7 separate regions of the Mus musculus genome follow, and all the other regions are linked to region 1. A link is a loop called in an ENCODE intact Hi-C map of the cell type or tissue named here. Cell type or tissue: heart. All regions are shown on one strand. Region 1 overlaps Ccnd1 (cyclin D1). Region 2 has its middle 9.8 kb from the start of Smim38. Region 3 has its middle 30 kb from the start of Gm46023. Region 4 has its middle 20 kb from the start of Gm45181. Region 5 has its middle 44 kb from the start of Gm46023. Region 6 has its middle 9.0 kb from the start of Smim38. Region 7 has its middle 15 kb from the start of Smim38.

Region 1 (4,000 bases):
GTGATGTCACACTGGCCTTTTCCCAAAGTGGTTCCTGTGTGACAAAGGAGCTGGTTGCTCCTACAGAGAAACAAATGCTCCAGACCACAGAACACTGGCCTACCGCAGGTCACCAAGCTGTCCTTTACCCCCACCTGTATTCCAGGGGCACAGACAAAGGCAGTAAGGAGAGCTGGAAGAGCTGAGTCCAGCTGTACCCAGATATAGCGCTTACTGGTTACTCTGCTGGCATCTAGGGGTCCCGGGAGGGGCACACTACTGCCAGAACTATCCTGGGGGAGGTTGTGCCTCTCCATCCCCAAGTTATCTCTGGGAAACTCTGCTGCCTCTCTGAAGGCACTTTCAGCTCCATAAAAGGCTGCCTGGAGCTTCCAAAGGCTCCGCTCTCCTCAGAGAAACCCCAGCCAGCTGCCTCCCTGACTGCCAGCAGGGCCACCCCCACCCCTTAGATCCTTCCAGCCTACTGATGGCCTTGCTACTCCCATCTGCCACCCCCTTGTTTGGTACCCTTGGGGCGGGCTCAGCACTCTCGGCAGGTAGTTGGCAAGCTAGAATTTCCAAATTCTCACACCAGCAGCTTAGAAACACTGGCTATGGGGCTGTCAGACATAAGAAGATGTCACTGAGACAGCGGGGGTGAGGTGGAGGTTGGGGGTGGGGGGAGATACTCTACCGGCCCTTCTGACATCACAGGCCAAACAGCTATAGCAACTGAGGTCTGATCAGGGCCACAGAGGAAGGGGGTCCTCAACAGGTGGGAGAACACCACACCCCCTCAATATTGCTAAGCCTCCTGGGTAGGGTTCTCAGTTAGAGGTGAGGAGCAGCTGTCAGAAGTAGTACTGAAACCACTCAGAAGTAGCAGGGTTGTCTATGTGTGTGGGTTCCTGCATGGCTGTCTACCATGACTTATGTCAGCCTAATCTACCTGGGGTCTGGGGCCAGGGAGGGTCCCTTGGAGGAGTCATAGGGAGGTTCTAGTTTCTCTGTTTCCAGCCAACCCTCCCAGGACTCAGCCAAAAAGTACTGGCCTGCAGTACCCCTGGTGGGGCCTCTAAGTTCCTGCTCTGGGACTGTACTGTATGTAGCTCGTGGGGCTGAGGCTGGACCATTTGTCCCATCCATGTAGGAACCCCTAGCAGGTGGCTCAGCCTGGGAGAAGCTGGTGTGTGTGTGTGTGTGTGCTCTATAGCTCGAGCTCCTTAAGAACAGAGGCAAGGCAGGAAGCCTAGGAAAAGAGGCAAAAACCTCTTCAGAAAGCATGCTGTGGCCGTACCACTTCCTGGCAGTGGAAAGGTTGGCACAGGGAAGCTGTGTCATTCTGTTAGGTCTCCAAGATACTAGCCAAGAGAATGTGCCACCCAGTATCATCTATCTCTCCAACAAACTATCTGCACCCTGGGCTCAGAATAGATAGCAAGGAAAGAGGCCTTAACCCCAGGGGGAGTGGCAAGGAGCCCGCTCTTCCTGGGAAGAATGGGGGTGGAGCCTTACCTGTGGCACAGAGGGCCACAAAGGTCTGTGCATGCTTGCGGATGGTCTGCTTGTTCTCATCCGCCTCTGGCATTTTGGAGAGGAAGTGTTCGATGAAATCGTGGGGAGTCATGGCGGCCAGGTTCCACTTGAGCTTGTTCACCAGAAGCAGTTCCATTTGCTGCAGAGAATGAGGAACACGGTCAAAAGGAAGGCAGGCTGATTCGAGAAGGTCTAAAGAGTTGGGTCAACCCGGGACCCCATACAGGTAAACAACAAAATGTGCCTGTAGAAATACTAAGGGGACAGACTGCGGACAAAAAGAATCTCCCACCGCCAGCGCCGTGGCCTGCACGTCGCTAGGGGGCGCACACCGCCCACATTTCAGAGTGGTTTCACCACAGACATGGTGGGGAGTCCAGTACGGAAAGAGGGCGGGCACAGAGGTAGAATGGGTTGGCATTCTGCTCACTGCCATTTCGGTGTCGTGCGGTGCGGTGCGGGTGCCTTTCGTGGGGCAGGAGATCTGTCCATGGATGGCTGGATCTCCTGCCATTTGCAGCTCCCACCACCCAGCATAAAGAGGGATTGTCGGTGGTGGGTTACGTGGTTACCAGCAGCTCCTCGGGCCGGATAGAGTTGTCAGTGTAGATGCACAACTTCTCGGCAGTCAAGGGAATGGTCTCCTTCATCTTAGAGGCCACGAACATGCAGGTGGCCCCCAGCAGCTGCAGGCGGCTCTTCTTCAAGGGCTCCAGGGACAGGAAGCGGTCCAGGTAGTTCATGGCCAGCGGGAAGACCTCCTCTTCGCACTTCTGCTCCTCACAGACCTGCGGGGATCCGGACCCTGACCGTCAACGTGGGAGGGGGGCGTCGCTCGATACGACCCCATTCCCTTCTCCTAGATTGCACAGAGAGGGATTCCGGTGGCCAACTCCCTGGGATGCGCTCCTGCTCCGAGGGTTCCCAGTGCCCACCCACCCTGAAACTGAAAGGGAAAGTCTTTGGGCAGCTGGCGGGGCCGGTCGAAGCAATGGTGGCCACGGAGACCCCGGTCCCCTGTTGAAATTAGGAAGCCACAAGCCAGAGAACCCCACCGCGGGGCTGGCGGGGCGCCGGGGGCTGGGCGCCGCTCGAGCGCACGCGAGACACAATGGTGGCGTCCCAGGCCGCCGCGCTGCATTTCCCAGACGTCATCTTTTCAAAAAATATTTAAAAATATTTAAAAAATAACTAGGTGCCTAAAAACGACCTGAAAATAACCATCGGACGACCCTTGATCCAAGCCGAGGGTCAGGAGCTCAGTGGACATCGGGGGGTGAGCTCCAGCAACTCAAACTCCGGGGGCCCCCCTTTTGCAGGGTGCGGGCGCTGTTTGCCTCTACAAGGGCATTATGCCTCACTTTAAAAATTATTTTAAAATATTTTGGGACCCCTGAGTCTCCTGCTGAACATCTGAAAATGTGCTTTTGTCCCCCTCCGCCCCCAGTTTGACCTAGACAGGTTCCTCCAAATCCAGAACCGCACGCACAACAGTCAGTCTCATTGACTAGGGGGCCACGCGACCTTGCAGCCTGGCGTTTTCTCTGGGCCAGGCAGCGTGTGCGGGGTACCCAGGTCCGCTGTTTGAACAAAGAATCCCCCACCCCAAATATTCCTCACACTGTCTTATTTAGTGATTCCCGGCCGCCACGAGGCCCCTCGTGCCTGTCCCAGCGCCCCTACTGCCGCTCCCTGCCCTGCCCCCAATTATTAATAAACACTTTTTGCTTTGCAATAAAGGAGCAAAGATGGCGCATAATATTGGCACGAGCGGCCCTTGCATACGTGTCCATGGATATTAATTTAAAAATCAAATTTATGCCCCCTCCCCCCTTGAGCTGGCGAAACGCGCAGGGGCGGCCCCCGCCGAGGCGCTGCAGGAATGGGGCACAAGCGGGGGCCACAGAAGCTCAGCCTGCACCCTCTGTGGTGTCGCTGACACCGTCCTCCCTCGAAGGCACCCCTCCCCGACTGCCCTCCACCAGGAAAAGGAATTCCCATCTTCCCAACTCCCAAACCTTCCTCGTTCAAAAGGACCCAATCTATTTATTTTGTGAATACCGAGTCCTAGCAACGCACCCGGAAAACTCCGTGACGGAAGGGAAGAGAAGGGAGGAAGATGTTGGTGATAGCAACAAGTTGCCAGGGGGTCCCAAGCTAGCAGCCTGTAAAGTCTCTTACCTCCAGCATCCAGGTGGCCACGATTTTCCGCATGGATGGCACAATCTCCTTCTGCACGCACTTGAAGTAAGATACGGAGGGCGCACAGGTCTCCTCCGTCTTGAGCATGGCTCGCAGCACCCGGTCGTTGAGGAGATTGGTGTCAGGGTACGCGCGGCGGATGGTCTCCACTTCGCAGCACAGGAGCTGGTGTTCCATGGCGCGGCCGTCTGGGGAGGGCTGTGGTCTCGGTTGGGCTCCGGTGGCGGCTGCTGACGCGCGCTGCCTCGCGCTGTACTGCCGGTCTCCGGAGCGCGCGGAGTCT
Region 2 (4,000 bases), 260 kb after region 1:
GCCATTGATGATCCAGAGTCTAGTGCTAGGCAGATCGCCATGAGACAGAACTAAAGATGGTTGGCCTCTGAGGGGTAAGTCACAGCTTATGAATGGCAACTCAGCCCACTGGTCTAGAGACGGGAAGCCCTTATGTCTTGAGACTTTCCCTACTCAGTCAAACCTATTTGGAAGGCTGGTAGGAGCATGTGGCAAAGCGAGCATCCTCAAGCCCAGGAACACAGGAGCAAGGGAAATACAGCCAGGCAAGCGGATTCTCTAGAGCGACCCCCTGCTGGTGGGGGAAGTGACAGTGAGGCTGCTTTGCAGCCACTGGGCTCAGGAAAGCAAGACATCCTAAAAGGTCCACAGGGCTGGAGGGATGGCTCAGGGGTTGGAACTCTTGATGCTCTCACAGAGGACCAGAGTTCAGTTCCCAGTACTCACATGGGGCAGCTTGCCGCTGTCTGTAACTCCAGCTCCGTAGACACCAGAAATCATGTGGATGCACTTCTCACACACAGGCAGGCACACACTGGAAGGAAAGTAAAAATAAGGCCCAGGCCTGGTGGCACACACCTTTAATTCCACCACTTGGGAGGCAGAAGCCAACAGAGTCTTGTGAGTTCAAGGCTAACCTAGTCTATACATGAAGTACAAGTTCAGACGGGGCTACATAGTGAGACCCTATCTCAAAATGAATAAAATACAACACACAGCACAACCTCGGCATGAGCCATGTCTCTGGAGGATCTCAAATCCCCTGAGATTCACAATAACCTTGGAGATCATGCAGCAGAGACAGGCCATGGATCCACCCACCCTCCATCATAACCAAGATGTGCATCTACAGGCCCCTCCCGGAAAATCCATGCCCATATAAATGTGCTGCAAAGACAAGAACAAGGCTGCCCCCACGCTGCTGAGTTTCATGTGTCAACCTGCCAGAGCCACAGGAGTTCTGGGATATGATTCATACTCATACTTGGAGACTTTGAGTAGAGAGTCCTCCCCCATGTGTGTGGGCCTCGCTCATCAGCTGGAGCACTGAACAGCATCCAGAGCTCCACAGAAGCAATTTCCCTGGCAGATGGCTTTAGATGGAAAGTGGAGGCTGTGAGGCCACCCTGCAGACTGCAGCCTCCTCCATGGAGCCAGCTGACTCCACACAGGTCCTGCACATTTAGCTACTTATCTCCTTCCTCCTGCCAGCTAGCTTCCATCCATCTTCCTTCTTCTCCTGCTCCTCTCCCTCCTCGTCTTATCTTCTTTCCTCCATCTTCTTCTTCCTCCTCCCTCCCTCCCTCCCTCCCCTCTATTCTCTTACACTCTACATGTGTCTCCTGTAATTATTTCAGGGTTCCCTCCTGAATCTAAGGGACACCTAGTCAAATACTCTCCCTGCAACTCTGTCGGACCCCCTAACCCTTTCTCACACCACTGCAGTAGTCCAGCCCCCTCATCAGCCAATCACCCTCATGGCTCCCAGTACTAATTCTCAATCCAGACCTAAGGCACTTGTCTCCTGCTCCCCAGCCTCTAAGTCCCTGATAGCTCTCTCCTGCCTGCGTGTGCACTACTGTTCAAACTCCTAGGCAACCATCAAATCCCTCACAGTTTGGATCCAACCCGCCTTGGTATTGTATATCTCTCACCTCTCCTCCATGCATGCAGTGTTAAGATCAGCATGCCCAAGCTCTGGGAAACAGATGAATTCCCTGGGAAGCTGGTTGGCTGTGTTTCTGAGCCTCAGCTTTGGAGAGTCAAAGCCACAGGATGGCCAGGACTCTGCCCAGGTGATCTTTGTCGTGGTGGTGGTGGTGAGTTATCTAAGATTCCCTGCTGAGGGTCACTTCTTGATCTAGTCCTCTGGTTTTCAGGCTTTGCTTACCCTGCATATTTGACCCGGGGCATCAGTCCCTCACCCATCTGCCTCTCAGAACTGTAGTCCTCCCTCTCCCTCCCTCTGTGGGTGTGCTTCCCTGGCACCCTGCTGTTGTGTACAGCCCAAGACTCTCCTCCCATATGGTAGCTGTTTCCCCACATGGAGTTCTCCATTCGGTACAGTATGGAGCCACTGTGGGCAGGGACTATCCCAGCTTCCCAGTGCGCAGGGCTGAGTCTGCACAGGGGCCAGCACATGTTGTTGCTTGCTAATGGAGAAAGAGCCCCCATCAGCTGCTGGCAGGCAGAGGCCCCCAAGCCTTTCCTGACACCCGCACCCAGCAGTCGGGGGGATCCCTAGGCAAGCACAGCTGGCTTAAAAAGGAAGCACACAGTTTCAAAGCTCCCTCCACTTTATTTTTAGAACCTGTGACTCATTCCCAGGACCAGCACTGGAGGCCAAGCAAGGAAGATGCCTGAAGTCTGGGGCCCAAACTGGGCTGAGATTTCAGGCTGTGACTTCCTACCAGTGCTGAGATCTGTACTGTCCACACTGTCATTGGTGGTGGTACTTGAAACAGAACAGAGGAAAACCAGCACCCCCTGCCTGTATGCCCACAGTGGCTGCTGCAGCTCCAAAGGCTCCTGCTTTTCTTCCCTTGCTCTGTGTGACTCTTATACAGTATTGGGCCAGAAAGAGGGTTCATTAGGCAAAGGCACCTGCCACCAAGCCTGAAGACCTGAGTTCAATCCCTAGGACCTATGAAGTAGAAGGAGAGAATCAACTCCAGCAAGTTGTTCTCTGACACACACACACACACACACACACACACACACACACACACACACACACACACACAAATAAATAAATGTAACAAATAGGGTCTTTGATGCTGCCTCCTCTAGCTATAGTTTGAGACAGCTGAAGTGTGCCCCCTAAAGGTTCATGTTCTTGGTCCCCAGTGTGAAAAGGTTGCCACATTGTGGGACCTTTAAGAGGAGAGGCCTAGCCAGGCGTGGTGGCGCATGCCTTTAATCCCAACACTCAAGAGGCAGAGGCAGGCGGATTTCTGAGTTTGAGGCCAGCCTGGTCTACAAAGTGAGTTCCAGGACAGCTAGGGTTATACAGAGAAACCCTGTCTTGAAAACAAACAAACAAACAAACAAAAAAAGCGGAGTGGCCTAATGAGAAGGTATTAGGTCATTGGGAGTCCCTCCTCCAATGAGATTAAGTTTCCCAAAGGAGCCCAGTTAGTTCCCAAGGGAAATTGTTAACAAAGAACAAGGCTGACCCCTGCCCTCTGGTCCGCTTCCACGTACTATGGGATCTCCCCACTTGTACACTCCAGACATTTCAGTCATCCTTTATGACAGTGTCATTAAAGCCAAGCAGATGTCTGTGCTGTGCTCTGGAACCTCTGTAGTTGTTCACAAAATAGACCTCTTTCCTTCATAAAGTCCCCGGCCTTGGGTGTTCCATTATAATCACTGAAGGGAGACTAGGATGCTGTGCATATGGTTTGTCTCTATTTAGATGGGTCTGTCTGTTTAACTAAAATCTGTTATTGTCATTTGAAGTCATGTTTGTTTGCTTGTATTCCATTTTCCAAGAAAAGTCATCCAGTCAACTATAAAGTTGACTGCCTCTGCCTCCCAAGTGCTGGGATTAAAGGAATGTGCCATATGGCTGGCTCCTGGACTTTATTAAAAGAAAGGGAGCTGAAGACAGTGCCAACATTCATGCGGGCTACACATTCCTCTCTTCAGTCACAGTTTGAGCAGCTGCCACACCTTCCCTGCCCTGGTGGAAAGTACCCTCCAACTAGGAGAAAATTAATCCTTCCTTCTTTCCTCCGTCCCTCCCTCCTTCCCTCTCTCCCTCCCTCTCTCCCTCTCTCTCTCCCCCTTTCCTCTCCTTCCCTCCCTTCTTCCCTCCTTCCCATCCTCCCTCCTCCCTTCCTCCCTTCTTTTCCTAAGTCGCTCTTGTCATATTTTGCTGCAGCCATGAGTTAAGGAGAGAGCTGAATCTGGCTCTCCTGCCCTTTTCTCTGACTCCAGAAGATTTGAGGGTTTGCTTTGTGGCATGTTTTCTGCTTTATTTTTCTCCTTTAAAAAGCCAGCAATTTGGGATTAGTGA
Region 3 (4,000 bases), 160 kb after region 1:
CAATACTTCTTCCCAGTCTCCCCAGGTGGTCACAGAAGAGCCAGCTCGTGGGAATGGGTTCTGGTTCCCCTTCTTTCCAGGACATGGGGGACCTGGGGCCAGAGTGTGCTGCCAGCCCTTGGGAGCTACAGGCTAAGCCTGAGGGTGTCAGACTGGGCTCTGCTAGGCAAACACTTTCCCAGAAGCCAGTGTGGGAGGCAGCCTGGAAGCAAATGTCCTAGAAGTAGGCACAGGACGTGCCAGAGGTGACACAGCCCTTGGGGGACATGCCCCGGAAGGTAGGGCAGTGGGTGACCCACTGTCCTGGTTTTCCCAAGCAATAGTTCCCACCATGGGGACTTTCAATGACAAAACCAATCAGGAAAGTCCCTGGCAAGCCACATGGCTGGCCACCTTAACGAAGCCACCTGCCTTTCCTCAGCTGCCTCCCATCTCCATTTCTTCTTTTTCAAAGATTGTGTGTGTGTGTGTGTGTGTGTGTGTGTGTGTGTGTGTGTGTGTGTGTAGGTATCTTCAGAGTCCAGAAGGAGGCATCAGATCTTCTGCATCAGGAGTTACAGGTGGTTGTGAACCACTGAAGGTCAATGTTGAGAACTGAACTCGGGTCATCTACAAAAGCAGCAAGTAGTTTTACAGCTGGGCCATCCCTCCAGCCTCCTGATTTCTTTAGAAATACATAAAATCTGTGTTGTCACCAATATGGGCCTTGTCACCATCTACCCAGGTGGCTCACAATGTCTCAGAGAGCATGAAAATGCAGAGCTCGTATAATGTCTGTAGTCCTTGCCTCCGTGATAGCCACCCCCCTACACACACACACACACACACACACACACACACACACACACACACACACACAGTGCAGCAAGTCACCTGTGCACAATGTCAAAAATAAGTACAGTGTTTCTTCTCTGATCATTCTCAAATTTGAATGTGTCACAACTCTGAGGTATTCCTGGCACAGTTCTCCTGGGTTGTATCTCATAACAGGAAGTAGGGAATGGCCTACAGATACAGCTTGGGGCACATCAAGCTATGGGCAACACGGAAGCAGCCACCACACTCATCCAGGAAGGTTCTAGAATGTATTGGTGGCCAACAAAGCCCTAAGTTATCATTTCACGGGCAGGAAACAGAAGGCATGCACCTCAAGAAGTCTGAGGAGTAGGTTGCTGGGTCTCTTGGGTTTCTCTCTGACATCAGGATAGCCATCAGGTGACATCTTTCTCCTGCCCCTGCCATCCTGTATTGGTTTAACTAGTTGTGAGATTTTGTAAAATGAAAAGAAGCTATCCTAGCAGGGCTGCTGCTGTGGTGTCCATGGTGGGGGTTGGGTAGCATTGGCTGGAGCTGGGTCAGTCCCAGTCTGTTCCTAGCAAAGAAGATGCAAAGGAGCCATATTTGGGTCTGACTAGACAGGAATCTTTTGTCCCCAAACTGAGAATTTAGCCCTGTCATAAGTTTGTTTTCTTAGGAAGGTTCTGGGGTCTTAGGAGCTGGAGGAGGTCAGCCACTGGGAACTGATGCAAAACACATGGACTCAGCTCACTACCAGAGACTGTCATGTGGCTCCTAAGACTCAGAGCTTCAGGATGGATGTATCCTGTCATCTTCAGGCACAGCTGGATCTAGGTGCTCAAACACAGCCACTGACTTCTCTCTGCAACCATTCCTTGACCGTCTTCGTCCACACTACCTCTGTCTCCACAGCTTCCTTCATTGTTTGTGTCTCTGCTTCTCTTGGTGTCCTCAGTTGCAGACAGGCACCCTTCGGGATAAGAAAGGTGACAGTTGTCACCCTTGTCTCTTGAGCCAAGTGACAGCTCCCCCTGCTGGCTGGGTAGGAAAAGTCACAGGGAGACTCTTGGTCAGCTTGTGTCACATGCCTACCCCACTGTGACTGTGGTCAGAGAAGAGTCCTCACACTGCCAGTCCCTCCAAACCACACTATGAGAACTGAAAAAGGCACACGGTTCTTCAAAGAAGATGTTGTCATGGAGGAAGGTCAGAGCCAGCGCCACCAAAGATCACAGATGCCACGGTGGCCATGGGAAGCAAAGACCTTCAAGTCCTAGATCAATTCCAGAGACTCCAAGTTTCAGTAACTGTGATCCTCGGTGTGTCCAGAAGGGAGAGCACACTCAGATACTGCAGCTTTGGAGAGACGTAGACGAGAGCAAGCAGGTTCCTAGGTAGAGCAGAAAGGGATCATGACTCTGAACCCAACCTCAGGTTGCCTTTCACTACTTCACCCTCATGTCACGTGTGAGGTGTCACTGTGCATATCTGTCTCAGTTACTGACATCTGCCACTGCCACCACCACCACCGATACTGTCATCACCACTACCACCATCAGCAGCATCACCACCAAAACCATCACCATCATCCATACCACTATTAATCACTGCCATTACTACTACCAACAGCACCAGCATCATCACCATCCCCTCATCACTGTCACCATCCAAAGGGCGCTATCACCATACCCGGGACCGCCAACACCTCCTCTGTCAGATCCACCACTACGTTAACTGTCACCACCCATCATCACTGTCATACCGACACAACTCACACACTCCTACTTCTCTCACCATTAAAAATAAGCCTCATATCCACATCAATCAACAGTGCTATTACCATAGCAACAGCAGTCTTTCTGACTGGAAGTTTATTACGGAAGTTCGATGTGCGGGTATGGATGCCACTAAAGAAAGGAGCACCGGGCCACTGCAACCCAAAGCTTCACCTTCCGGTGAAGGTGCAGAGATCTTAGAAGTGAAGAGACTAACCAAGACAATCTGGGGGACTAAAGGACTGGGGTTCCAGACCTGGGCTCAGATCCAGAGCCTGCTGGCTCCTTATCCAGGCTGAGTCACCTGCTTCCCAAGCCTGTCTCCTCCATCCCTAGGAATGACTGTTCTTCCAGCTGCTCAAACACTGGGGAATCGCTGCCCTTCTCTCCTGGTCCCACCACAGCCAAGCCACAAGTCAGCCCCGAGTTCTCTACCTCCCAGTGAGACCGATCTGTGTCTTAAATGGCCTATGAAGCCCTGAGTCCCTGTCCCATATCTGACTGTCATCTCAGACTTCAACTCCCTACTCTGATTCTGTCTGAGGTGCAATAAAGCCTTTTAAAGTGAGTAAGCCCAACTTCGTCCCCGCCTCAGGGCCTCCGTGTCTGTCGTTCTTGTGTGTTCCCCAGACTTTCATGTAGCTGGCTGCCTCTCATTCAGGCTTTACTGTTAACTAAGGCAAAGCCACTCCCCATCTCCTGTAACTGAAGCATCCCAGCCTGGCGGCTCCATCAGACCTGCAAGCAGTGTCCCTTTGAATGCACCGTTGCGTTTCTGTACATTATTCAGCTTTTTAGCTACAGCCCAAGCCCCAGGGGGACATGGACGGTGCCTGGTTCTTAGAGGTGGCCCCAGGACCTCACACAATTTCTGACAGACACACACTTGGAATCATTGATGGGTGACTGACTTCATTTGAGTGGGCCAATACAGTGCCCCAACTCCAGATTCTGAACCTCTTATTTAATGTTCTGGTTAATTACCTGCTGGTCATTCTCTCATCATCTGTCTACTCGTCAGCCATGTGTCCCCTTAGCCTTTTTTGTTCACCATCCTTTGTCCATCCATCCAATAGTTACCCATGCTATCTGTCCCCCATGCATCCACACTCTACCTGGTCCATCTAACTACATATTCGCACACCCCTGAGTCTACCCATTCCCCACCTATATGTGCATCTATCCCTCCATCCAACCAACATCTGGCCGCCCTTCCATCTATCCAATCAACATCTACCCATCCACCCACTCAACCATCCTCCCTTCTATCATTTACCTGTCCAACCAATTAGCATCCACCCATCCATCAATATCCCATCTTCCATTCACCCATTCATTCGTCCATCCAAACAACCAACACATACCTCCTTATTGACTCATCTGTCCACACAGCAAATGTCTACTCATTCACCCACACATCCACCTGA
Region 4 (4,000 bases), 210 kb after region 1:
CTCATATACACCACCCTATTATACATACACACATCTCTCTGTCTCTGTCATATGCATACACACACTCATACACACCTTTCTATTACACACACACACAGATAATAATAACATGTAAAAAGAAAGGAAACAATTGGAAAACTAGGGGTAGTGAAATTGAGATCTTTTCCAGGCCTTGGACAATATGAGGAACCACTATGATATTCTATCAGGGGCAGTTCCCAGACCACATCACTGAGTTAAAGAGACAGAGAGGGATCTTCCGGAGATCAAAACAGCTGGAAGTCAGAAGACAGAGCACTAAAAAAGGAGTCAGGAAGAGAGTGGCTTCCAAAATAGTAACAGGATCTTTGAGTCATTAATGGTGGGGATGGAGGCCCTGATAGACTGGGAGACCTCTGCCACCTGGGAGCTGGGGACCCACCTGTGGGCAGAGACACTCGCAGTGTCCTCCAGCCACAGCTGAAATCTGCTGCTGGGTCCTGGGAGAGTTTTTGGGAAGACTGTGCTTTAGTCACAGAAAGCTAATCCTGTGGCAGAGGCCACCCAGGAGCTGCCCTAACAACGTTCTGGGACACGCTTCTAGAGGACAAAACCAGATCCATGTGTAACTTCTCTTCTGGAAACAAACCCCAGCATCACTGTAAAGCAAGACACATCCAAGCTCAGAACAGAGTCCCATGGAATGCATCGAGCATCTGAACAAAAATTACCAGACTCTGGTAACAAAAAATAGCCAGAGACTCTGATGCAGAGAAAAACCAGTCAAAAGAAATAGACCCACGGGTGACAGATGGAGGATACAGGAGCCAGGGACTTCAAAGGTTGTTAGAGATGTATTCAAGATCCTGGCCTAGAGGCTCAGGCCTGTCAGTCCAGCCGCTAGCAAGGCTGAGGTAGGAGGATTGTAAGTTCAAAGCCAGCCTGGGCAATGCAGCGAGACTGTGCCTGTATTAATCTTTCAGTAGCTCTGACAAAAGCAATTTAAGTGAGGACAGGTCTGGTTTGGCTCACAGTTCCAGGGACAGTTCATCATAGTGAGAAAGCAGTGGTAAAAGAAACCCGATCACATTGTACCTCAAGAACAAACTTAGATTTACTAAGATTAATAATGTAAAAAAAAAAAAAATTATGCCGGACAGTGGTGGCACATGCCTTTAATCCCAGCACTTGGGAGACAGAGGCAGGCAGATTTCTGAGTTCATGGCCATCCTGGTCTACAGATGAGTTCCAGGACAGAGAAACCCTGTCTTGAAAAACAAAAACAAAAACAAAAACAAAATAATAATAATAATAATAATCCGCTAGGAAAATTCTGGAAGAAACAGGACCTAAATCTTTGTGACCTTAGATTAGGTAAAGATCTCATGTCAATTTCTCTGGAGGCACAATGAATACATTTAAAAAAATCTAGGGCTGGAGAGAAGACACAGCAGTTATAGTGCTTACTGAAGCCAGTGGTGATGTGTGCAGTGGGTCTCTGAGTTCAAGGCCAGCCTGGTCTACAGAGCAAGTTCCAGGACATCTAGGGCTACACAGAGAAACCCTGTCTCAAAACAGCAGCAGCAGCAGCACCAGCAGCAGCAACAACAACAGAGTGCTTGTTCTTCAATCATGAGACCTAGCATTCAAATCCCACATGAAGTGGCTCACAGTCATCTGCCACTCCAGCTATAAGGGATCAAATGCCCTCTTCTGGCCTCCCTGGGCACCTACACACACACAGACAAACACACACACTTAAAGAAAAATCAATCTAATACCTCTCTCTATAGATACAGATGATGTAGATTATAGATTATAAGCACAAACATAGATATAGATATATGAAGAAATCCTTAAACAGGATGTCATCAGAACTAAAACTATCTCCTGCTGAATGAAAAGGCACACACCATGCCAGGAACAAATATTTGTGAGCCACATAATTGACAAAGAATTTGGAACTCTCTCAGCAGTGGGAAAATAAGATACATGATTGACAATGAGCCAACTCTCTGAATGAGGTTTTCCCCTGAGCAAGAGAATACATGTGAATGGCTTCACCTCCACCAGTCACCAAGGCAACCAAACTAAAACCACATTGTGATACTATGATGTACTCCTTAAAGTGGTCAAACAATTGATAACTAGTTGTTTATTCTTTGGGGAGGGGCCCTCACAGTACAGTGTGCTTTGTGGATGCAGTTACAGGAAGGCATGTGTTCCTGGAGCGTATGGAAGTTAGTTCAAACATTATGGGAAAGAGCTGCTTGTAAAAGTATAAACTTATCTAAAATCCTAAAACCTGTACCCAAGAGAAAGGGACACATGGATGCTCAGGCATACTAGTGGAATCTTGTGTGTGTTTTTAGGAAGAATTGTGAAAACCTGCAAATGCTGCTTACAGCATCCCACTGAATAGAAGAATCTCCACAATGGATGAACAGTAGGATGTTTGGTGGAGTACTATACAGCAAGGTAAATAGAAGGAATAGTAATATATTTGTTGCTACACAAGATGCCAAAAAGCTAGAAGCTGTAAGATTCTGGTTCTGTGATATTCTTGGAAAGGACAAATTAGAGGTACAGAAAACAAGACTGTGTCCTCCATATATGGAAGCCCTAATTTTAACTGTTCCCTTATCTGGAGATAAGGCTTTGAGGACACAAAATAAGGTTAAAAGTGGTCAAGAGGCAGTGGTTCTCAACCTCCCTAATGCTGCAACCCTCTAATACAGTCCTCATGTATGGTTGGTTGGTGACTCCCAACAACCATAAAGTTATTTCATGGCTACTTCATAAATGTAATTTTGCTTCTATTATGAATAGTAGTGTAGATACCTGTGTTTTTCAGTGGTCTTAGGCGAGCCCTGTGAAAGGGTTCTTAAACCTTTAAAGGGGTCATGACCCCCAGGTTGAGAACAGATGCAGTAAGAAGTCCTGACCCAAAAGGATTAGTGTCTTTACAGAAAGAGTGAGAAGGCCGATTCTCCTCCACACACACCTCAACAGCAAGAAGGCCCTGACCTGACACCAGGCAAGAAGCCTCCTCAGACACTAAGACTGATACTGTGTGGATCTTAAGACTTCAGGTGTCCATAACCCCAGGGCCAAGTCCCAGATTCAACACATCTGTGGTGCAGCAGGGGCTAATGATAAAAGCAATTCCTTGGGACACGTGTGGGACTGCTCACTACATCACACTACAAGACATGGGTGATGGCAGGACTGTGTGACTTGACAGTGAGGTATTCCACAACTCTATGTGCTTGTCAGAATCCAGAGATCTCAGAGTGGGAGAGATGGCTCAGGTGGCACTTGACAAGGGATCCAGCTCAGTTCCCAGCACTCATGGTGAGCAGCTCAAAACCACGTGGCATTCTAGTTTCAGGGATCCAGCACCCTCTTCTGGTCTCCACAGGCACCTACACTCATATGCGTCCTCACTTCACACACCCACACCACACCCACCCCCACACACACCACACCACACACACACACATACACACACAAACACACATACCACATATACACACACATAAATCTAAAAAAAATTCACAGAACTTGCATAAAGAAACTGTACATGAACTGTCAATAACAGAAGCCAAAGAGGAATAACTGCCTCTCTCACAGAAAGACAAAAGCAAGAGAGGCAGACTCACACAAGAGACTTCAGGGTGCGGCAGGAAGCTCTGAGCAGTGACAAGAGGTCACCTGCAGGGTCACTTGCAGGGTGGGGGTACGGTGAGTGTCAGAGGGAGGTGCAGCTGAGTTCAGCCTCAGGGAGGAAGACAGCAGCAAGCAGAACAGATGAGAGGAGAGGTACTGCGGATATGGCTCAGTCTTGCCTGACAAGAATGAGAAGCTGAGTTTGAGCCTCAGGATCTACAAAGAGATGAGTGGGTGGCTTGTGTTTGGAATTCCATCATTGGGGAGGATCAATTGCAGAGGCAGGAGGATCTCTGGGCTCCATGACCACCCAGTCTAGCATTACTGGTGAGCCCCAGGTCAATGAGAAAGT
Region 5 (4,000 bases), 87 kb after region 1:
TTAACTGCTCTTCAGGATCCCTTCATGCCTCCAAAACCAGTACCACCTGGGTGACTCTTATACATTACCAAGTCTAGCCACAGCCCAAGGTACAACCTTGGCTATCTCTGGAACGCAGCCTCTGGGTCCTCCCCCACAAACCACTAATTTCAAAAATGTCTTAAACGCTTGCCTACAACCCAATCTTATGGAAGCGTTTTTCTCAGTCGAAGCTCCCTCGTCTCAGATGACTTTAGCTGTGTCAAGTTGACATAGAACCTTCTGGCACACTCACAGTATCAGTCTTCTTTCTGTTGTGATAAGACATCATGACCAAGGCACATTATAGAAGAAAGGGTTTATTTGGACTTACAGTTTGTCATGGTGGGGGGGATGGCAGGCATGGTGGTAGGCATGGTGGCTAAAACAGCAAGCTGAGAGCTCACATCCTGAACCACCAGCAGGAAGCAAAAGAGAGTGAACTGGGAATTATAGGAGCTTTTAAAGTCCAGAGCCCATCCCCATTGACATACTTCCTCTAGCAAGGCCATATCTCCTAAATGTCCCCAAACAGTGTCACCAACTAGGGACCAAGTGTTCAAATGCCAGCATGTATGAGAAACATTCTCACTCAAACTACCACACCAAAGCTGGAGCTACTGTGCTGGGCCCAGGACTGCTGGTGCCAGACCCGTCGGAACTTGGGTGGTTCTCCATGGTAGCCATGAACAGTCAGACCTGGGAGGCTGGCCCATCACGGTAAGGGAGGCCTTCTAGGAAGGGGAGAGGGAAACTCTGTGGACCCATCCTTTCATGCTACCTGTCCTTCCTTGCTACCTCAGGGCAAGGAAGCCACACAGGGATCCCCTTACCAGTGCAGCCACCCAGGGGTTGTAGGAGAGACTCCTGCTCCTTAATTTGTTTCTTAATCTCATTTTTGCTTCCCTACCTACTTCCTTCCTCTCAGCATCTATCATCTGTCCATTCATCCATCCATCTGTCCATCCATCCACTCATCCATTCATCTATCCATCCACCCCATTCATTCATCTATCCATCCATCTGTCCATCCATCCATCTGTCCATTCATCCATCTATCTGTCTGTTCATCCATCCATCCATCCATCCATCCATCCATCCACCCCATCCATTCATCTATCCATACATCTGTCCATCCACCTGTCCATCTGTCTGTCCATCCATCCATTTATCTATTCATCCATCCATCCATCCACCCATTCACCCATCCATCCATCCACCTGTCCATCCGTCCATCCATCCATCCATCCATCCATCCATCCATCCATCCATCCATCCGTCTGTCCATCCACCCATCCATTTTCCCACATCTATACTCTTTCTTCCTTCTGCTTGATCTCGGATCTCATGGCACCAGCCCCCTGCTCCATCCAGCTGGCTTTGAGTTAAACAACCATTCCCCCTCTGTCCAGTTGTCAGAATGCCCCTGGTAAGTCTGTACCTCACCCCACCCCCATTCTAGAGACAGGCCCACAAGTCCCATTAGGCACAGGTACCTTATACAATGTGGACTGTCTACTCTTCCCAGCAGGAAGGCCATGGTGGCCTCTACTTGGCTGAAGAGGACCTTCTGGAATCTTGCCCTAAAATAGCCCACAGTGCTACCTCATTTCCTGACTAAGTGGTCAGCTCCAAACACAACTCATCTTATCTGGTTCCATCTGGGAAAAAGCCTGCCAGGCCGGCACCAGCAGTTCTTCTGGGAAATCACCTATCCTGGCTAAAATTCACCGAGCTGCAGGATGTGAAAGGCCTGGAGACAAAGAGCAGAGCTTGGGCCTTTCACTGAGTACTCCACAACCCAGTGAGCTGTTTCTCTCTAGCTTCACTTTTTAATCTCAAGCAACCTTGCTAGGTCCTAAGGGAAGCCCCTTGTCCTTCACCCCACTCAAGATTGCCTTGAGGGGTCTCCTTGCCTCCACTTCCTGGGAGCCCATAGTTGTGCCTGGCAGATCTAGATGGGAATCCAGTCTACAGGGCTGGGGCTGGCTAGGGCCAAGGGAGGTGGGGGCACTGCAAGCTAATATGGAACATCCACACCCCCCACCATTACAGCCCTCAATACAGTCTAGGCCAAAACTTCATCTTGCAGGAGAAAGCCTTAGAGAGGCAGCCTGTACAGGAGGCCCTGTCCTGCCAGGCTGCCTAGGTGCTGGCAGGTCCACCCAAAGGGCAGTAGAGCCCCACCCACCATGAGACTTGGAGTTAAATAAATAAATAAATAAATCAGAAAATGGGATGGTCTCAGATGCCAAGAGGTGTAGTTAACCTAGGAGGAAGTTGACTTTAATGAGGAAATCCCTTAGTGCAGCTGAAACTATGCTTGGAATGACAAATGAGCCCGGGGGGGGGGGCGGGGGTGGAGGGGGCTTGGAGGAAGTGCTCTGAAAAGGACACCCTCCTGGCCAGGTTTCCCTTGTATATCGGGCTTATCTGCAGGAAACTGCTCCAGAGGCTGAATCCGCTGAGCAGGCCTGTGAGTCATGCCTGCTCACAACCCAGGCACAGCCTCCATGATAGCGACACAGTAGCATCTCTAAGGGACATGCTCCCAGGGCAGTAGCCACAGCTCTCCTAGCCCAGAGTAAGAGAGAGTTCCCTCTGAGGATTCCTGGGCATACACCTGTGAGGCCCAGCCTAGCTCAGTTGTGGACTGGGAGTTGAGTATGTGTGTGATTTGCACAATGGTGGAGACAGGATTGTCAGGTTCAAAGGCCAGCTGGTACCTCGTGCAGTCATTGGAAGCTTCCATATGCTCTGTCTGTTTTCCTGCAGGGGTATAGCCCACAGCCCCCAACACAGGATGAAAGGGCTATTTTTGGAGGCCAACTTTTGGTGCTAGGGCTCCCATCACCCGATGGCCTCCTGGCCTCCTTCTCCGGTGGGAAGAGCCATCGGAAATGCCTGACTTCTGGTTCTGCCTCTGTTGGCAGGCGCGGCTAGGGACAGGGCCTCCAGGGTTGGGCAGCCAACAAAGGAGACTACACAGCAGTCTTTAAGTTACCCATGCCTCCCCTAAAGTTCAGGGATGTTTTTGTGGCTGGATGGCATGGTCCCAAAATTAGGCCAACACATCCAGCACCTTCTTGAATGGTCCCACGACAGGCTTCATGGGTCACCATGGTCACCAGCCCAGTGTCTCTTGAAGTTTCCAATGATACTGGATGCTCAGGGGTATAGTGTAGCCATTTCAGAGCTCAACAAAAGATGGTTGAGGATAGCAGAGAATAGTCCTGTATGCACACACATGTGCATGTCTATACCTACACACATCCACATGGATAAGATTCGTGCATGCACATGTGTGCCCACACACATCCACATGGGGTCTAGAGGCCAATTCTCAGTGTCTTCCTTCACTGCCTCCCACCCTACTTGGGACACTCACTGAAGCAGGAGCTTCACAATTGGCCAGGCTGGTTGGCCAACAGACCTCAGGGATCCTTCTTTCTTTGTCTCTCAGCCCTGGGATTTTGTGTGCCACACCATCCCTGGGGATCAGAGCTTAGGTCTTCATGATTACTTAGTAAGCACCACTAACTGAGCTATTTCCACAGCCCTCAGATTCCTTTTTGATGTAATTTAAAATAGAATGCAGTCTCCATTCCCCAGTCCTCAGGCCTTCATGCATTCCATCCCCAGCACCCAGGCCCCAGAAGTCAGATGGTAAGGTAAGGTGGAGAGCCACAGGGCTGGGGTGGAGGGGGATTTCCCACTTCCCCTCCCAGCTCCATATTTAGAATTTCCACTTTTCACTTGTGAAGGTTTTCCTTTCTCTGCAGCCCAAGTGTTTGCTTCACACTCAGCCTCCTGCACACTTAGCCTCCTCCACACTCAGCCTCCTGTATACCCAGGCCCGACAGTGGCTCTCTTTTGTCATTATTTTCAAATGTGAACAATAGGCTGTTGTCCATACTTTACAATTCTGTCTCTGGGATGCACCAACTGACCCAGGGCACAGCTTGTGCTAAAGGCCTCCATG
Region 6 (4,000 bases), 280 kb after region 1:
GATCCAACCAATCAACAGCAGTGCAGAGAGCGCGAAACATCAAATCTGAATGCCGGTAGACTCGTGCCTGGTGCTGCCAGGTGGGGAACTCCAAATTCATGTATTTGCACTCTAGATATTTATTGAACAGCCACAGTGTACCGTCCACCACACACAAGAATTCTTAAGCATCCTAAGTGCTCCTGGAGGTATGACACATGCACCCAGCACTTTGAGCAGCCTTATTAGATTAGATATTGTCGATGGTCACTCTCTGAGGCTCCCTTTTATCCTCTTCTGGGAACATGAGAAAGGAGACAGGAAAGGTGATGAACCTTTGATGGGAAGGTGTCAAGCAGGCAGGAGGGCCAGGGAGCCTCAGCCGTACACTGAAACAAAGCCCTTCTCTCTGAAGCTCCTTGTATCAGGCATTTTGTCTGAAAAAAATGTGACCAATACCAGAATGAATGAGACAGAAACCACAGCCACAGCCACACAGACGGGGCATGAATGTCTATGATGCCATGCTCACAGCTACTCATCTGGACACAACGAGAAGATAAGAAATCAAGTTCCGGTCTATTCCTATTCTGACAGCCTGGCACCAGCCATGGGGCTCATGTGATATTGAGCAATAGGCAAGCCACAGGCACCCAGGCTGCAGGCATAGCCAGCCAACAATTGGTGGACAGTGACAAGAGCCAAGCACAAGGATACTGCCGCAGATAGTGATAGAATGTTATAGAACAGGTAAAGCCACAGGGACAGAACACAGGCCATGCTGTGGGGGCAGAGTTTGGAAGCAAAGAGGCAGAGTGAAGGGGCTCTGGCAACAAGCTGCCCTGGGTTAATAGCAGCTGAGCCACTGAAATCTGTATAAAATAGCATCAAACGGAGAAAACAAATCCTAAATGTCACCTTTCCTTTATGATAACTATTGCTTGGAATTTCTATACCCCAAAGCCACACCCTTGCACTGACTTGAGGATAGGGGTCAGAAAGAGCCCTGTCCAGTCTTTGAACTTGGGCTAAGTGGTGAGCTGTAGCCTCAAGGTCATGTCCCTGGCCAGTCTTGCCCTTGCTGCTATGGAAGAGGAAGTTGAGGCCCAGAAAATCCTGTCACCCAGTGTCACCTAGCAAGTCTGAGGTGTCAAGATGTCCAGCCTGGACTATTTCTGTATCTCCTCCCAAGCTCCTAAGGTTGTCTCCAGGGACACTTCCCCTTTCGCCTGTGTTTAGGACAAAAAGAAAAATTGGGGACTTTGCTCACAGAGAGGGACGGAAAGGCCAGAGCTCTTACTGACCTGTCCTCAGAATGTTCCCAGACTCCTCTAGGCTATGGTCACCAAGAAAACCTAAACCTGCCCACAAAGTCAAACGCCTCTCCTAGGGATCCCTCCAGGCCCACTGGTGAGGAACAGGCTGGGGCTCCACAGTTCTCTGTGGGGAACTCGAAGCAGGGAAAGCCAGAGAGAGAGGCCTGGGGTCTGCAGGGGCCCCAAAGAGGGGTGCTGCTCCCCCACTGGAGAAGCCCAAGTACTTGCAAGAAGGACTGCAGATGACACTTAGGGGGTCATGGAGTACCTCCACTCCTGCTGAAGAGCCCTCATACTCCACACTGATTCTGCCTGACAGATCTGCCATACAGAAAAACAAGAGCTCAGAGCTTTCTGGAAATGTGGACTGTCCTAGGGACCACAGGCCCCATCTAGAGGCAGAAATGTGGGGCTCCAGCAGGGAGGAAAGCAGCTCCCTTCCCCAGCAACTCCACCCACCCACTACCCCACCCACCCACTAACCTCCCTGCTGTTGGGCCTTAGTTTCCTCCTCCTGAATGGAGGGTCACCATCATGTCTGTACCCACCCTTTGCTGGTGGCTGTGTGTGGACGACACACAGGAAGCTCTAGGAGAAATGCCTGGGTGCCTTCCTCAGCAGGGTTGCATGTGTTCCTGGAAACATGTGGCAGCCCCCACCTGTGTGGCCCTAGGATGGCAAGACAAGTGATCTATGCAGAGACCCTGTGACCCATAGAAATGTCCCTGCTTGGGAACCTTTCCAGCCACACACATCTACACGGGACAGCCCCGAGCCCTGATGGTTGCTGGCTCCCCACAGTGGCCTGTCAGAAGCAACAAAGACAGACAGACCTGCAGGGAAAGACCTCTGGGTGTCAGAGTAGGAACAGCCCCCCTGGCAGTCTGCTTAGGACGACTGAAGTGCTGAGCAGACCCTGAGGACAAAAACCAAAAGAGGTGGACCTTCAAATGAAGGAGTCCTGGAGGGTGACAGCCACTCAGACCCACCACACTGGTGCAGGGAGGGCTCAGCTCTTTTGAGACATCAATAGAAAACTACAGAAGACACGAACAGCCAGGGGGGTTGTTTTTTGTTTTCTTTTACAATGTCCCTGCCCCCTCTCTGGGGCTGGTGCTATGATGCTACAGTCAGCAAGGGCTGATGGAGATAGCTATATGGAGACAGAGATAATGGGTGACAGGCAGAGACAAGGAACTCTAAGTCCCTGACCATTCCCTCCCCAAAGCCCTGCTCGGAGCTACATTCTAAGGGACACAGGAACAAGGGGCATTTCTCCCCCAGATCCTCATGGCAGTCTCTAAAGCAGAAACCAGAGTTGACATATCTAACAGATATGGAAGAGGCTGACAAAGGTGTGACTCCTCTAGATCACTTGGCCAGGAGACAGTAGAGCAGGAGCAAAAACCGAGAATATTTGTTTTGGTTTTTTGTTTGCTTACACTGGGTCTTGCTCTGAAGCCCAGGCTAGCCCAAGCTCACTCTGTAGCCCATGACAACCCTCCTACATCAATGACCAAGTGCTGAGAATATAGACAAGAGCTTCTTCTATAGAGCTCCCATCAGAACTGAGGCTCTGACTCAGGCTTACCTCTCGCCCACACCCTCTCAACACATGCATACCGCTGAGGTCCTTTGACTGAGGACAGAACCCCTTCATGTCACTGCCTGGCACGGGGCTGACAACAGGGTGAGGTAAGTTTCACCCACCTCCTAGACAGACCGTCCTGAGAAACATGTTTTTAATCCCATACACATAAGGAAGAGGCATACATATCTCTGAATTAGAGGCCAGCCTGGCCTATACATAGCAAGTTTCAGGACATCCACAACCCAGTCAAAAACAAACAAACAATAATAAATGTTGAGCACCACAGCCATCTTAGACAAGTGTCAAGCTATCTGTCCACTTTGGCTGACACCACAGGACAGCACCTCAACCCAAGTGTCTTGAACCTTGTGGGCCAGAAGTCCAACCTCAAGGTGTGAACTGGGCCGTTCTCTCAGAAGGCTCTGGAGACTGCCCTTCCTGCCTGCTCCAGGGTCTGAGAGCTCTAGGATTTCTTGGTCACATCACTATGACATCAAGGGTTTTTTTCCCCACAGTTTCGTGTTTCTGACTGTGGCATTCTTCTAAGGGACAGAGCCATTGGATCATGGCCCACCCTACTGCATGGTGTCCTCTCTGTGACTAATTACATCAACCAGGTCATTTTTTCCAAGTATATGGAGTTTGGGAGTGGGTGTGAATTTTACAGGGACATCACTGAATCCTGTGTAAATGTGTGAATGGGTCTGCAGACTAGCAGCCTTGTATTAGTATACAGTAATGATACACGATGGCCCTCTTTGTGACGTTTTCATATTCTCGTGTGTGTGTGTGTGTGTGTGTGTGTGTGTGTGTTCATAACTAGTTCCTTTCTACTTTTGTCTCTGTGTGTATGACCCAAAGAGCCCGTTAAGGTTGCTTATGGGAGCACAAATGGGGTTGTTTGAAAAAGCCTGGACCGCCTTGCCAGAAGCCAAACCATTGAAGAAAACGTCCCTCACCCTATCAACACCCCCACGGATGGGTGCAGCCTCAGGGCACCACACTTTTGAGACATGATTGTAATCTTCTGATCCTCCTGCCTCCACTTTCCCAGTGCTAGAGTGGCAGATATGCACCCTCATGCCCAGCCCATGCAGTCTGGGGACAGAACCCC
Region 7 (4,000 bases), 280 kb after region 1:
AACTCAAAACTTCAGCATCCTCTTAAGTAGTTTACCTTTAAGATTTCTTTTTAATTAGTTAGTTGGTTGTTAATTAGTTTTGTTTTGAGACAGGCAGGGTCTCTATGTATCCCTGGGCTGACATCTCCTTATGCAGATCAGGCTGGCCTCTAACTCACAGAGATCTATGTGACTCTACCCAATGGATGCTGGGATTAAAGGCTTGGGCCTCCAACACTTGACTTTTTTTTTCCTTTAAATTATCTACATGTGTCTGTGTGAAGTTGTGCACATGAGTGCAGGTGTTTGCAGAGGCCAGAAGAGGGCAGTAGATCTACTGGAGTTGGAGTTCCGCTGTGAGCCACCAGATATGCAGGGAACTGAACTCTGGTCCTGTGCAAGAGTGGCCGTGCAATACAGTCTCTTAACCACCGCTGAGCCACTCTTCAGCCCCCGGTGTCTATATGATGTTTCTATGGGATAGATCTGCTCAAGAGCAATGAAGGCCCTCTTGGAGGGTGCAGGCAACCTAAAGGCCTAGGCTGCTAGAGCCAGTCCAGTGCCTTCTGTTACCTACACTGGTTTGTCCCTTCCCAGAATTCCTGCAAGAGTCACCACACTAAGATGATCACATTGAGTCACAGCAAGGCTCTCACAGGGCACTGACCCAGGTTCAGTGTCTGCCAGATGTGCTGACTGACCCCCCCCAAAAACTGTAGATGGCATGGACCACCCCCCCAACCCTGACCAGAGAGATGAGATAACCTGCCCCAATACAACAGCATCAACACCTCCCTTCCTCTGCATAAGATAAGGCCCCACAGAGGATACCCTTCACTCCAGTACTCTGTGTTCCTCCCTGATGTTTCCAGATGTATCTTGGCTCCTAGGATCCATGGCAAATCCAAAAACAATGAGTCTCTTCTTCCAGGAAAGAGGGGTGAGGCCAGGACCAGAATCCTGGAGGAAAAGGCAAGGCAAAGGCAGCAGGGCTGTTGAGCCTTCCTGCAAGGAAGTGGGGGCAGGGGTAGGCTCCAGGTCCCGGCAGAGGATCCTAAGCATCCCAGGCATCAAGCAGTGTCTGTCACTGACAGCGGGTGAGTACTTAGCCCTGTGCACTCAGAGGGCCTGGGTACCAGACACTCCCACAGCTGAGGGAAGGACAGCAGAATATCACAAACAGAGACCTGGGCTGAGTATAGAGGATTGATTGGGGGTGGCCTTGAGGATTTTAGGGAACCTTGAGGGTTCCTTGCTGACAGACAGGGAAGACCCAGTGGTCCCTGTAGTACAGAACTTGGCTCTGCCACACAGCTGAACTTCATCTACCAAGAGGAGCTTCTATGAAGGCCAGGCTGTGTGGACATTACTGGGTAGATGATTGTCACTGGTGCATGGGCCCTGCAGCTGCTATTGCTGCAACCACATGTCCCCTGTCACTTACACAAAGCCAACCCCACTTGTCTAAGGTCTATGAACATAGATGACCCAGGTGTACTGGCTTGCTCTGACTCATTATCCTCTGTGGTAAGATGACTAGTGATTAGTCCTAGGAAATCCCCAGACACACACACACACACACACACACACACACACACACACACACACACTCACACACTTGCTGAGGTCCCAGACAGGAACAGGCTGTGGCCACCACCAAGAGGCCCAAGGGCAGAATGAGGGACACTTCTAGGGAAGCAAAAGTCTTTCTCCAGGGACAGTGAACAGCCCTGCAGTCTGCCCCCACAGAGAGCCCTGCTGCAGGGCGGGGGCTCAGGAATGTTCTCTGCATACATAGCAAAGTTGTGAGTCAGACACAGTGGGGAGGAGGCCCGCAGCAGGGCTGCAGGCAGGAGGTGGAACCCTCCAAGCAGAATCCTGGTAAACAGCAGGCAGTGTCTGGGTCCTGTCCCATGGCCAGCAGTCTACCTGGGCCACATCAGGGGTGAGGAGCACATGGGCCAGGAGAGGGCAGTGTGGCCTAGGTTAGCTGGGGACTTGCAGATGAGGCTTCCAACTCCTTGCCCAGTGCTCTCTCTGGACTCCTCACACAGTGCTCTCAGAGCCAAGCACCACCCCAGGCACTGCCACCCCTTGAGTAAACTGACCTTTGCAGAATTAAATGGGGCTCCAGCAACCCAGGAAGACCGGGTGCTGGGTTCTATTTCTCAGGACACCTCCTGTCTCCAGTATGCGAAATGATACCCAAAACTCCTACTGTGTGCTGGGCCCTGGCAGGAGTTCCTATACATTGATTCATGGGACAGAAGCCGGGCTACAGTGTGGACATGTATGCAGCATGTAGAGGTCAGCTAGCCCTGAGAGCTCATTCTCCAACCTTCACCCCTGCTGAACTAGCCAGCAACCTCAGGCACATATGGGAGCCAGGTGATACACCTCAGGCCCCACAGAATGACCATGGGATCTAGTTGCAGGGCCTTGGCCTAACCCACTGAACTGTGGAGAGAAGGAGAGGGCTAAAGATGTTCTTCTACTGGGGGATGCTAGGCAGAGGACACAGGGCTACCTCTCTACACCCACAAAGCAGGGGTCTGAGCCCCAACAGGACTCACTGGGTAAGCCCTTCACCTCTCTAAGCCTCAGTCTCCTCGTCTGTAGATGGGGATGGGGAGGCATCAAGGACTGTTATTATTTAATGATCTCCATGAGAGCTGGCTCAGTTGATAGAGGGATTTTTCCCAGCATGCACAAGGACTTGAGTTCCATCCCTAGCACCACACACCTATTCCAAGCACTGAGGAAGCAGAGGCAGGGGGATCATCATGAATTCTAAGTGGGCTTGGTTTGCATAGTAAAGCCCTAGCTCCCAAAACTAAATTAAATTAAATAAGCCAGGAACAGTGTGCACACCTGTCATATTAGCGCTTAGAAAGCAGAGACAGGAAGGCATCAGACTGTGACTAGCCTGGCCTACAAAGCAAATTCCAGGCCAGCCCCAGATCCAGAAAGAAAGAGGTGGAGGGAGGGAGGGAGGCAAGGAAGGAAGGGAGGCAGGCAAGGAAGGGAGGGAGGGAGGGAAGGAGGGAGGCAAGGAAGGAAGGGAGGGAGGGAGGGAGGGAGGGAGGGAGGGAGGGAGGGAGGCAAGCAAGGGAGGGAGGGAGGGAGGGAGGGAGGGAGGAAGGAAGGAAGGAAGGAAGGAAGGAAGGAAGGAAGGAAGGAAGGAAGGAAGGAAGGAAGGAAGGAAGAGAGCACCTTATCCACCTAAAGAAAAAAACAAGAAGCCTGCACAGTACCCTTCAAGGGCACATCTTGAAGCCTGCCCTAGATGCTGCCTCTCAGAGGCTCCACCCATCCTTGTAGCACCTCTCTGAAGATGGAGCCTTTACTAAATGGGCCTCTGAGAACAACCATGGCACAAACTTCAGTGAAGAGCTTGGGCATCCAGAGCCTGGACCACACAACCACTTCCACCCACCAAGTGTGCCACTCTGCGGTGGGTGAACAGAGGATATGTTGACCTCTGTGGGGCTCTGAGAGAGCAGACAGGTGGTCTTGCTCTCCCCAGGGTCACTCCTGCTGTTCCCTCATCAGAACAATGAACCTCTGATCTCTCAAAGTGCTTCCTCTAAGAAGCCTTCTGCCTCATCTGCCTTTAACCTTGCAGCCTCTGGTCCACATTGTGTATCACTCTGTGGATGCTACCAAGTGTCCTGTGCATCTTGGTCCCCTCCAATGGAGGAGGACCTGTTGGCTGCATGAGGAGGAAGGATGGATCTCTCGCTTTGGGGGGGGGGGGGTCACTGCTCCATGGGTGGGTTGGCCACTCCTTGGGAAGCTAACTGGACCCAAAATGGGCAGAGGGCAAAAACGGACACATGAGGGGTATCCATCGGCTCCTTAGCGGGAACCAGGTATTCACCTGTGCCTGACTGACCCAGGGTTGGCCCCACAACCTTGAGCCTGTGGCCTCATCTGTCCAGGCCACAGTTTCCCAACAGCTCGGTAACTGAAATAACAGGACTTCTGCCTGCCCAGAGTATTCCAAGGATCCAGAGATGAG

The links. A loop is a pair of places that touch in the nucleus more often than their neighbours do. Peaks named below come from ENCODE experiments on the same cell type or tissue, not always from the same donor. Only the 100,000 strongest peaks of a DNase experiment are listed, where the experiment ranks them.
Region 2: a loop joins it to region 1, with 4 times the contacts of the local background. A loop is called at or near these places in 7 of 42 quality-filtered maps.
Region 3: a loop joins it to region 1, with 4 times the contacts of the local background. A loop is called at or near these places in 11 of 42 quality-filtered maps.
Region 4: it touches region 1 in a loop (3-fold over the local background); 5 of 42 quality-filtered maps call a loop at or near these places.
Region 5: it touches region 1 in a loop (5-fold over the local background); 11 of 42 quality-filtered maps call a loop at or near these places.
Region 6: it touches region 1 in a loop (5-fold over the local background); 2 of 42 quality-filtered maps call a loop at or near these places.
Region 7: it touches region 1 in a loop (3-fold over the local background); 4 of 42 quality-filtered maps call a loop at or near these places.

What each region holds. Positions count from the first base shown.
Region 1 is chr7:144,935,800-144,939,799 of GRCm38, forward strand. Ccnd1 (cyclin D1) reads right to left here. Exons shown (of 5, transcript NM_007631.3): 1 at 3,697-4,000; 2 at 2,088-2,303; 3 at 1,495-1,654. The coding sequence starts at 3,894. Among named protein-coding and RNA genes, the nearest start is that of Ccnd1, 2.0 kb to the right of the region's middle. In heart, a CTCF peak has its summit at 1,829; DNase peaks (open chromatin) are centred at 1,912, 2,542, 3,352, 3,982 and 3 weaker places; H3K4me3 peaks cover 2,417 bases; H3K27ac peaks cover 2,738 bases.
Region 2 is chr7:145,196,270-145,200,269 of GRCm38, forward strand. It overlaps a transcript of Tpcn2 not described here. Among named protein-coding and RNA genes, the nearest start is that of Smim38, 9.8 kb to the right of the region's middle. In heart, a CTCF peak has its summit at 2,481; DNase peaks (open chromatin) are centred at 972 and 2,322; H3K4me3 peaks cover 409 bases; H3K27ac peaks cover 3,543 bases.
Region 3 is chr7:145,096,691-145,100,690 of GRCm38, forward strand. No RefSeq gene overlaps it. Among named protein-coding and RNA genes, the nearest start is that of Gm46023, 30 kb to the left of the region's middle. In heart, a CTCF peak has its summit at 1,831 (motif pointing left); a DNase peak (open chromatin) is centred at 1,791.
Region 4 is chr7:145,144,788-145,148,787 of GRCm38, forward strand. No RefSeq gene overlaps it. Among named protein-coding and RNA genes, the nearest start is that of Gm45181, 20 kb to the right of the region's middle. In heart, a CTCF peak has its summit at 1,721 (motif pointing left); no DNase peak of the experiment used is centred here.
Region 5 is chr7:145,023,196-145,027,195 of GRCm38, forward strand. No RefSeq gene overlaps it. Among named protein-coding and RNA genes, the nearest start is that of Gm46023, 44 kb to the right of the region's middle. In heart, no CTCF peak of the experiment used is centred here; DNase peaks (open chromatin) are centred at 1,656, 2,076, 2,496 and 2,916; H3K27ac peaks cover 1,860 bases.
Region 6 is chr7:145,215,112-145,219,111 of GRCm38, forward strand. It overlaps a transcript of Tpcn2 not described here. Among named protein-coding and RNA genes, the nearest start is that of Smim38, 9.0 kb to the left of the region's middle. In heart, a CTCF peak has its summit at 1,687; a DNase peak (open chromatin) is centred at 600; H3K27ac peaks cover 3,121 bases.
Region 7 is chr7:145,220,644-145,224,643 of GRCm38, forward strand. It overlaps a transcript of Tpcn2 not described here. Among named protein-coding and RNA genes, the nearest start is that of Smim38, 15 kb to the left of the region's middle. In heart, CTCF peaks have their summits at 303 (motif pointing right) and 1,931 (motif pointing right); DNase peaks (open chromatin) are centred at 928 and 1,778; H3K27ac peaks cover 3,480 bases.